2 separate regions of the Homo sapiens genome follow, and region 1 is linked to region 2. The links are chromatin contacts, found by Hi-C or POLR2A ChIA-PET in ENCODE. All regions are on one chromosome and are shown on one strand. The core of a region is the stretch at or near the end of the contact, and the rest is flanking DNA. Distances in the headings are between cores, read along the strand shown. Region 1 has its middle 72 kb from the start of TXLNB. Region 2 overlaps HECA (hdc homolog, cell cycle regulator).

What was found. A loop is a pair of places that touch in the nucleus more often than their neighbours do. ChIA-PET counts read pairs that join two places held with the same protein, here RNA polymerase II (POLR2A). Pooled maps may share reads with other maps.
Region 1: a pooled map shows a loop between it and region 2 (4-fold over the local background). The contact joins two enhancer-like sites. A Hi-C loop is called at or near these places in 1 of 168 maps with a recorded cell type or tissue (CD8-positive, alpha-beta T cell), 6 of 37 single-sample maps with no recorded cell type and 8 of 50 pooled maps. POLR2A ChIA-PET finds 5 or more read pairs at or near these places in 8 of 52 experiments (CD4-positive, alpha-beta T cell, CD4-positive, alpha-beta memory T cell, GM12878 and 4 more).

What each region holds. Positions count from the first base shown.
Region 1 is chr6:139,216,958-139,222,180 of GRCh38, reverse strand. It overlaps a transcript of TXLNB not described here. Among named protein-coding and RNA genes, the nearest start is that of TXLNB, 72 kb to the left of the region's middle. Within about 2 kb of position 2,785, at least 21 of the 41 ENCODE cell types and tissues checked have a DNase peak (open chromatin) inside an H3K27ac peak, as active enhancers do; they include OCI-LY7, where a contact is called at or near this core.
Region 2 is chr6:139,160,004-139,164,951 of GRCh38, reverse strand. All of the region lies in intron 1 of HECA (hdc homolog, cell cycle regulator), which reads right to left. It also overlaps a transcript of TXLNB not described here. Among named protein-coding and RNA genes, the nearest start is that of HECA, 27 kb to the right of the region's middle. RefSeq lists an enhancer at 887-1,386. Within about 2 kb of position 2,876, at least 8 of the 41 ENCODE cell types and tissues checked have a DNase peak (open chromatin) inside an H3K27ac peak, as active enhancers do; they include OCI-LY7, where a contact is called at or near this core.

The DNA.
Region 1 (5,223 bases), core at 1,536-4,035, 57 kb before region 2:
TGTTGTTTGCTTTATCTAGTCTGACAATTTTTGTCTTCTAATTAGAGATTTTGATTCATATGTATAAAATTAAACTCACCACCTTGCTATTTATTTTATACTTGTGCCATCTGTTTTATGTTTATTTTTATTCCTTTCTTTTTAAATTTTTTTGGACTTTGGATTATATATTTTTATTATATTCCCCTCTCTGTTAGCTATTTTTAGTTATTCAATCTTTCCTTAAGCTTTTAGTGGATACCATAGGCATTTCAACATTCATCTCTGACTTATTAAAGTCTAATGAAAAATATTATTTTGCCACTTCCTGGCCAAAGCAAAGCCTTAGAACATTTTAACGCCATCTAATCCTTTACTCCTATCTTCTGATTCATCATCCAGTTTATGATCATTCTCTCTTCAATTATATCTAAGCCACTGTTATACCAATCCATTGAGTTCTTAATTTCAGCTATAATATTTTCCAGTTTTAGACATTGTATCTTATTTTTTTATAGTTTCCAGTTTTCTTGTACAATGCTCTATCTCATCATTTAATTTATTGAATGTACAAATCATCATTATCTTAAACTCCACGTCCGATCATTGCAATATCTGGATATCTTAAGTGTTTTTTACCTTGGTTTTCAGCAATTTTGCCTAGAGATATACCAGATATTTTTTGTTCGAATGCAGGGCAGTTTCTGGAGAAAAAAAAAGAAAGAAAGAAAAATGGAGATGATTTAAATCTCTGGAAAGTGTTATCTTCCTGAAGAGAGTACTTATTTTAGCTTCCAGCAGGCAGTTAAGATGGAACCAATTATCTTACCCAATCATAAACTGAGGTGATTTGAAGTTGGGCTTCAGACTTTTTAGGGAACTTTATTTTCTGCAGTGTAATTGTTTGAGGGTCCCAACTAAAAGCATGGAGTGTTTGCCAGGGCCCTAAACCATTAACTAGCTCTAAAATCCAATTTTTGTTTCTGATGCCCCATGAAACTGTGGGATGCTTTGCTTAGCGTCTCATCCTCTCAGTCACAGGTTGCATATTTGCAAGAGCGTTCAAGGGGAAAACCAGTCCCAATGTTACTTCATTTCTCTTTTTGCTTTTCTTGACCATTTCAAGTTTTTGTTGCCTAGCTAGCTCTCCAGTGCCTTCCAACAGACATTCTACCTGTTTTATCAAGTTCTCCTAGTTCTTGGATGCAGGGTTACCCTGCAACAACTGATTCTACCCTTACAAGAAGCAGAATTCCCATCCAGCTTGTCTCTTGAGCATCAATTTCATTATCTTGAGATTCTGAAGATGCATCGTATTTCCTTTGAGCTCTAGTATTTGGGCTCTATGATTTCGGCTCCTCTGAGTTTCTGTTTTATTTAAGAGCCAGCTATGGAGGACCAGGTTTGTTATTTTAGCTAAGATTTTGACCTTTATCATTATCTGATATAATGCAAATATTAAAGGTCAACCACGGTTGAAACTGGGCAAGTAAGTTTTATCCTATGTGCCAAAGAATCTGTCTGAGACCAAAACTGGTCTGGAAGGAAAGTGTGCCACAATAAGTTAATAACGCCAACCCTAGAAGGAGGGGAAGGGGCAGCACATATGCCAGGCATTTGTCAGACGCAGATATGATGACACACATATGGATCCAGCTCTCCGAGGAGCTACTTTGTATCCACTTAAATTTGAGAGACTCATGGCTACCTCACTCCTGCCTCCCTTTGGATGGTATACAAGGATTCACTAAAATGGCAGATATTCACCCCATAAACTAAAGTACTAGCAAAAAACAAATCCCAGTGACTTGTGGTTTCCCATCACTTTGTGTGAGAAGTTTGAATTAAATAGAAATTAAATAGTCTGTTCAGGCTTCTATAACAAAATACCATAGACGGGGTGGCTTACAAACAACAGAAATTTATTTCTTGCAGTACTAGAGGCTGAGAAGTCCAGTATCAAGGTACCAGCAGATTCAGTGTGTGGGAGATCTGCTTCTTCATAGACAGCCATCTTCTCATGGTGACTTCACATGGCAGAAGGGGCAAAAGATCTCTCTGAGGTCTCTTCTATAAGGGCACTAATCCCATTCATGAGGGGTCCACCCCCATGATCTAATTATCACCCAAAGGCCCCACTTCCTAATACCATCAGTTTGAGAGTAAGGATTTCAACATATGAATTTGAGGGGGACACAGTCAGTCCATAATATCAGTTGAGATTCAGCTGTCAGGAAATGAAGGGTAATTACGGTGACCATATTTTCTAAACCGCAAGTGAAAATGCAGTTGGACAAAGCCTAATACTCTTATATCAGCAAGAAAACAGAACATTAGAAATCAAGACTGACCAGGAAAAGCCAGCTCATAGGTATAACAAATATAATTCTGCCACCAGTTCAAGATACTCTAGATTTTTGCTGACTTGGTTTCAAGATGGGTCTTTAGAGAGTTTTCCATATTGATGAGATTTTCCAGCCCAGAGTTATAAGAAGGAAAGGCCTGCCTGCCGTCTCAGCCTCCCAGCTGCTCCCAGACACATCTGTGGGGAACCAGATAACTGACTCCTAACCTGCTTATTTTAGCCCAGTGGCTTCGCTTCCTGACGTCTCCAGTCTCATGGTCACATTCCAAAGGCCCTCACTCTGAAACTGCCTGCAAGCAGGGACAAACAGCAGCAGCTGCCACCGCACTGATAATGGGTTTGTGTTGCTGCTTGCCCAGAAAGGCTGCTTTGAGCTGATGATTTGCATTCCTGCTTGCCCAAACATACAGCCTCCGTGCGGCTGCCAGCTTCTGCACAGAGAGAACAGCAGTGCCACCTACTGAACCGCTGGAGATGTAGCCAGTGACTTGGTCAGCTCAGGCCTGCTTGTCACTAAATCTGGCAGGACTGTATACCCAGCAACTGGACTGAAAACCACCTTTGTACAGTGATTAAGTAGGCCTCCTCTTCTGCCAACTTGAGTGATTGTTTACCACTGTTAGGCTGAAAAAGTCTCAAGGAAGTTTATTTTTCTCTGAACAAATGAAACCAAATTGCAGTTGGGATCCAGGCTGTATCCCACTTCAGTGAGAAATGGGCAAGCCAGCAATTGTGGAGTTGAACATTGAATACAATTAGTGAGTACTTACCCTGTGCTAGACAGTGGGTGAGGCACCGGGATAGAAGTATGAATGAACTACACTAGACAAGCAATAGAAAGATAACGAACCTATACCAGTATTCCACAATTGACAAAATATACTCAAAGAACTCAGCCACAATTTACACCACAGAGAGTATATCTCCAGGGATGGAATTTGGGGGAACCAGCTTTCTATTTTCCCATGGGTTCCATTGCTGCTGTTGCCAAGCTGAGATCCAGAAGCCATGATGACTTCTTCAATGGTTTTTTGGGTTTTTATAAATCATCAATTAACAAATAATATTATGGAATCTTTTTTTTTTAGACAGAGTTTTGCTCTGCCACCCAGGCTAAAGTGCAATGGTGCAATCTCAGCTTACTGCAACCTCCACCTCCCAGGTTCAAGCGATTCTCCTCCCTCGGCCTCCCAAGTAGCTGGGATTACAGGCATGCTCCACCATGCCTGGCTAATTTTTTGTATTTAGTAGAGACAGGGTTTCACCTTGTTGGTCAGGCTGGTCTCGAACTCCTGACCTCAGATGATCCACCCACCTTGGCCTCCCAAAGTGCTGGGATTACAGGTGTGAGCCACCACGCCTGGCCTATATTTGGAATCTTCTTCACAAAATTGCTGCTTTGCAGATGCCCTAAGTATCTGCTTGGCCTTCCTCTTGGAAAATCTTACCTGGACAACTCTCAAAGTGCTAAATCTTTTTGCAGTATTCACAAACTCATCTATGTGTGTTAATAGCACATTTCTGACAATTATTAATAAAGTATATTTTATATGTTTTTGGTGTCTAATAACATCAGAAAACCTTACTTAAATATGTGCATACATACAAACGTACTTGTACTTGCTTATGTAAGTTAGTAATTAAGCACCCTATTAAGTCGAGAACCCAACACATACTGAATTGGTCACACATTTGCTGCTGAGCAGCAGAAGCTGAACACCCTAAAGGGGACCCTACCATACTGAAAGACACTAATGCTTCAGCCACCGTGTACAGCTGCCATCCAATCATAGTCTAATGAGTTATGCAGGTGTGACTCCTCCTCTAAAAGGAGAGACCAGGTAAATACAAATTATTGGAAATGGGCAAATCAGTGTCATGTTGGACACAATGTTCATAGCTTTAAGACTGATTGCAATATTCACAAACTAAGCTAAAATTTCTTTTTCTTTTTTTTTTTTTTTTTTTTTTTGAGACTCTTGCTCTGTCGCCCAGGCTGGAGTGCAGTGGCATCATCTTGGCTTACTGCCACCTCCGCCTCCCAGGTGCAAGCGATTCTCCTGCCTCAGCCACCCGAGTAGCTGGGATCACAGGCAACTGCCACCGTGCCCGGCTAATTTTTTGTATTTTTTAGTAGAAACAGGGTTTCACCGCGTTAGCCAGGATGGTCTCGATCTTCTGAGCTCGTGATCTGCCCTCCTTGGCCTCCCAAAGTGCCAGGATTACAGGTGTGAGCCGCCACGCCCAGCCTAAGCTAAAATTTCTTAAACTACTACTGTGAAAATTATATGTGAAGCAGGATGAAGCAGACGTTAATCCTGCTAAAGTGTCTGGTATTTTACTATGATTTTAGTTTTGAAGTGGGCAATAATTTAAATATTATGCATTAAATATTTACATTAGCTCTTATTTTCACTCATAAATATTCAGTTGTCATATTTCCTACACATCCCGACTCCCTTCTTTTTGCAAGCTTCTGTGCAAAGTGGCTTTGCAAACATGTTTCCACTCAATCTTTCAGCTGCTGACTTCATAGATTTTTCTTATATGACTTATTCTTTGATTCCCATGATGCAGTCAAAAGGGAGGTTTTCAAGTACTAAATGTGTAAGCGCAAGGCTGCTGTCAGCTGCTACAAGTCCACATTTAGCCATTAGGTCTGCTGCTAGGAGAACAGGCACACACCACCCTGGACATCTCTCAGAACCTTCCACAAAATTCTGAGACCACTCCAGGCCTCATTCTCGCCAAAATACCTGCACGGTTCTAAGGATAGGCATTGTAGCTTATCTAGGTCCCTTTGTTTGAATTTTTATTTTATTTCAATAGTTTTTGGGGTACACGTGGTTTTTTGTTATGTGGATAAGTTCTTTAGTGGT
Region 2 (4,948 bases), core at 1,627-4,126:
TGGCCAGAGGTGGAAGGGGCTAATGTAGAGATGGCAAAACTGACCAAATGTGGGGCCAAACTGGGAGACTGAGAGTCTCATAGTGCAGGACCAAGGAAGGAAACCTGTTGCCACAGGCCCAAAAGAGTGGCTGCCGGTTGTATGAGCGGTGGGGGGCGGTGGGGGGGAGGTTAGTGTGGCTTACAGGCTGGGATGACAAGGGTGCTTCAGGGAGTCACACAACTAACAGCCTTCCCCACTTGTGTCTTGGCATTTCTACAATTTTCAATACAATTCATCACTCCCTTACATTCTTGCTTGCATTTCCGTAGGATTTTATACCATGCAGTTCTTTTGCCTCCCAATCCCCAAAATAAGTACTCTCCAGGACCAGTGCTCAGCATTTCTCTCCTCATCCTCTAGGCAGAAGCTAAAAACTACATCGCCAATTCTTAATGAGGGCACTACTGGCATCTGGACAATTCTCTTCCTGTAATGCACTGGACAGCCCAGTCCAGCACACTACAGGAAGCAAACATCACTAGGCCTGAGCACTCAGTATCTGTAGCCCACCCACCCCACCTTCCCCATCATGATACCCCCAATGTTCATAACACTTTCAAAGGGCCCCTTTGGAGGGAAATACTACTCTCCCAATTGGGAACCACTGGGCTTGGTCATGAAGCAGTTTAGATTATGTGTATAGATGACAGAAGCTAAAGGCAGACTCCCAGGCTCAGAGTTCTGCTCTAGAAAGCTCCCCTGGTGGCAGCGTGGGGCACGGGACTGGAAGTAAGGAGGCCAGAGGGAGGGTGCTGTGGGTTGAGAAATAAGGAGTGCCTGTGCTTCAGGAGCAGTGTGAGAAGATGCTCAGAGAGAGAGAGAGAGAGAGTGTGTGTGTGTGTTTGTGTGTGTGTGTGTGTGAGAGTCCATGCTGACGGACAGCAATGTGGGAACAGCAGGACAGGGAAGATGGAAAAAGACTTAGGGCTGCCCTATTTAGGACCCACTGATTTAGAAGTGCCTGTGTACCACTGAGGTGGAGGAGACATGAATTTGACTGGAGCTCAAGAGAGCTAGAGCTGTGAATACAGATGTGGAGTCACTCACCCACAGATGAAGGTCAAATCCCTAGGACTAATGAGATGCCCAAGAAAAACGGGAGGAGTGGGCAGAGACCAGAGGCCAGGAAAAGAATCCTGGGATGCAAGGACTGGAACCAAGGCTGGAGGAGAAGATTCCCCTGCAGAGATTGGTAAGAAATGAACTCAGAATTTACTGAAAAACAAGTCAGGAGAGAATTATGTCCAGGCAGTCAGGGGACAGCGCAGTGGCTCACGCCTGTAATCCCAGCACTTTCGAAGGCCGTGGCGGGTGGATCACCTGAGGTCAGGAGTTCGATACTAGCCTGGCCAACATGATGAAACCCCATCTCTACTAAAAATACAAAAATTAGCTGGGTGTAGTGGCGCACACCTGTAATCCCAGCTACTCGGGAGGCTGAGGTGGGAGTATCACTTGAATTGGAAGACGAAGGTTGTAGTGAGTAGAGATTGTGCCACTGCACACCAGCCTGAGTGGCACAGTGAGACTCCCTTTAAAAAAAAAAAAAAAAAAAAAGAATGGAGAACTGCAAAATGTCCCAGAGCACCAGGTAACATCGGTGCTTCTCCACCTCTGCACTACAGACATTTGGGCTGGATCTCTGTTGTGGGAGCCATCCTGTAAGATGTCTAGCAGCTAGCAGCAACCTCACTGTCCATCCCGTAGAGGCCAGCCCCACTCAATGTCTCCAGGCACTGCCAGGTATCCCCTAGGGGGTAAAATCACCCCGAGTTAAGAATTCACTGGATGCAATAAACCTGAAAAGTCCCAGCCAAAATGAGCAGTGAGCCAGGCACTGTCTCCTCACGGAGAACAGCTCCAGCGGGAATGATGGAGGGCAGGTCAGAGGTAGACAGTGAGGTGAAAAGGCAGAAACAGGGAGACTCCAGGAAACTCTTTCCAGAGGGTAACTGTAGGGCAGGGAAAGAGCATGGGCAGGGTACAGAAGACAGCAGAGGCTGAGCCTTAACACCATGTTCATGAGCTCAGGGAATACAGGCCAAAACCTCACGACAGCTTAAAGACATATGAGAGGGAACAAACCATGTGACTCCTCTACTCAACAACCTTCCCAACCTTATCCCTGCACACTGAACCACAGACACAACATTCCACCAAATCAATCAGCAGAGGGTGGTGGCAATGTGGACCCATAAAGCCTATACAAATATTAGTTCTGTCATATGTTACAATTATCCCCTTCAGGTGTGGGATTCCAGGGCCTTGGCAAAATGGCCCTAAACCAATTTGTCTACCTCTATGTATTAATATTTGATCACCGTGGTTTCCCCTTAATCTTCATTTGTCCAAATCCCATTCAGCCACTGACAGCAATTCACAGTTCAGACTCTGCAACCAGACTGCCTGAGTTGGAATCCAGGCAGGACCATTTATGAGCTGCATGCTCTTGGACAACTTACTTAACTTCTCTTTGTGTCAGTTTCCTCTGTATAAAATGCAGAAAACAACAGAATGTACCTTAAATGGTTCAGAAGAATGAAATGAAAAAAACTATACACATGAAATGCTGAGAAAGCACCTGGCATCTAGTAAACTTCCTCCCCACTCCTACTGCTTCAAGGCCCACCTCTCTACATACCAATTTTACCAGGATTGCCCCCCTATCCTGACTCCAACCCTTCTCCTCCCCTCCCTGATGGTCTGGCCCCAATCTTACTTGAGTCCCTCATCATGGGGACTCTTCATAATCCCCACCAGCTGACGACTCAGGAGAGGAAGCCTCTTACTCATCTTAGTGTTTCCGGCACCACTGGGCCCAGGCTTTGTAAAACTCCAGTGCTGAAAAAAGTCGCATTAAAGATACTGGCTCACCAAACCCACACATGACAAGAGGAGCAGAAGTGAAAAAGAGAGCTGTAATCCTAGACAGTCAGACCTGGATGTACTGAAGCACAACAAAAAGAAGTAGAAGAGTGGTTTGAAACTGAGTAAATTCACCAGTCACCTGGGCTGTGACCTTTAGAGGCCTTTAAAATGTTAATTGGTCAATTATTAAGTGTAGTTGTTTTTATCTTGATCCTTCAGATGAAGAGCCTTGAAGTAAACGTCCCTGAAATGTAACCACAATAACCAAATTTTACTAACCCAAGACCAATAAAATCAAATTAGGTCAAAGGAAGATCTAACTAACATTTGCATTCACAATATTCCAACTGTAAATGTTGAGACTGACTTGATATTTCTTTGAAAAGTATTTTCACACTAAAGAAAGGTGGATTAAGAGAGGAAAAATTCTGTGTCTTTTCAAAAAGCAGCAAATATTTCATTTAACCAATACTGAGCACTTCCTACATGCCAGGTCTTGAGCTAAGAGCTCTAATGGTCTAACAGAAGTGCACACATGGAACACAGACAAGGTACCACAGCTGTGCCCCATCCCTGTCCCTTTAACAGTGTTTGTCATGTTCACAGCCATGCTCCACTGTTTCCTAACCAGAAAACCTCTTCCTTGTATGAAGAGCCCCCACTCCAACTTGCCAGCCCTGCTTGTTTATAGTCAGCCACTTTGATGTGGCCTTGTGGGTAGGCTTCAAAAACAAATACAAAGCCAAGAGCATGTTAAATACACCCAGTAATACACACAACAGACACTTCACCCTATGACACACCAGCAGGGTGAGGCTCCCAGGGAGACAGGCAAAATGGGGTAACAGGGTGGACCTCGGGAATAGTCAGAGGATGTCTGACAATGCTTTTGCTGAAGTGTGTTGGCCTCTAAACTCGGACATTATTTCCTTCAAGGCTCGGTTCAAACATACTTTCCTCCCTCATTAGCACCACCCCTGTCCCCGACACACACACACCACACACACACATTGTCCAAACTGGAAAAGCAGCAGGGAATAACAGAAGAGAGGTGTCTGATGCCAGGTCTGCTCCTGATTAGTTGTTTGACATTGAGCAGTTTTGTTTCCTCATCTGTAAAGTGGGGATAAAATGCTTGCCCTATTCAGCTCATGTACATGAAAACACTTTATAAATAGTAAAGTTTCATAAAAATGTTTGCTTATATGCTACCATAATTTTATACCGCTGTATTTCACTCCCCAGATAAATGCAAACTGCTCCAATGTTTTCTACTTTTTCCAATGTTTTGAACATGCCATACAGGTGTTTAGAAAATAAGTAAGTATGGCCAGGCACAGTGGCTCACGCCTGTAATTCCAGCACTTGGGAGGCTGAGGCCAGAGAATCACTTGCGGCCAGGAGTTAGAGAACAGCCTGGACAACATAGTGAGACTCCGTCTCCATGAAAATTTTAAAAAATTAGTTGGGCTCAGTGGCATGTGCCTATAGTCCCAGCTACTCAGGAGGCTGAGGTGGAAGGATCAAGTGAGTCGAGGAAATTGAGGCTGCAGTGAGCCTCGGCAATGAGTGAAACCTTGTCTCCAAACTAAAAACAGAACAGCAGTCCCACAAAGGCATAAATGGAATATAGATTGATCTGACACAATTAAATCTTCAACAGGAGAGATGGGAGAAGGGTATCATACACTTGTGCCACCAACTTCCCTTGGCGCATTAATCTAAACTGTGATAATCTAACAAGCAAAACAGAAAAATGCTCCTTTACACAGAGTTGGCATTGTTTAAAAAAGTATATAAACCTTCCAAGGCCTGTATTTTAGGTTCATCATCAAGTAGTCAGTACCCAGCTTCTATTTCTTCTGCTCAAGTTAAAATAAACAGGGTTCATGTGATTCTGGGCAAAAATCTCAGTTTCAAGTCTGGATAACAGGGTAGCTAGGCTGCAGTCACCTGGGCCAAGCCTATCCTGTCTCCCCAGCTTTCTTACCCTGCATCCTGCCCTCACTTGAGAACTCTGTGCTCCTTACCTATTGAA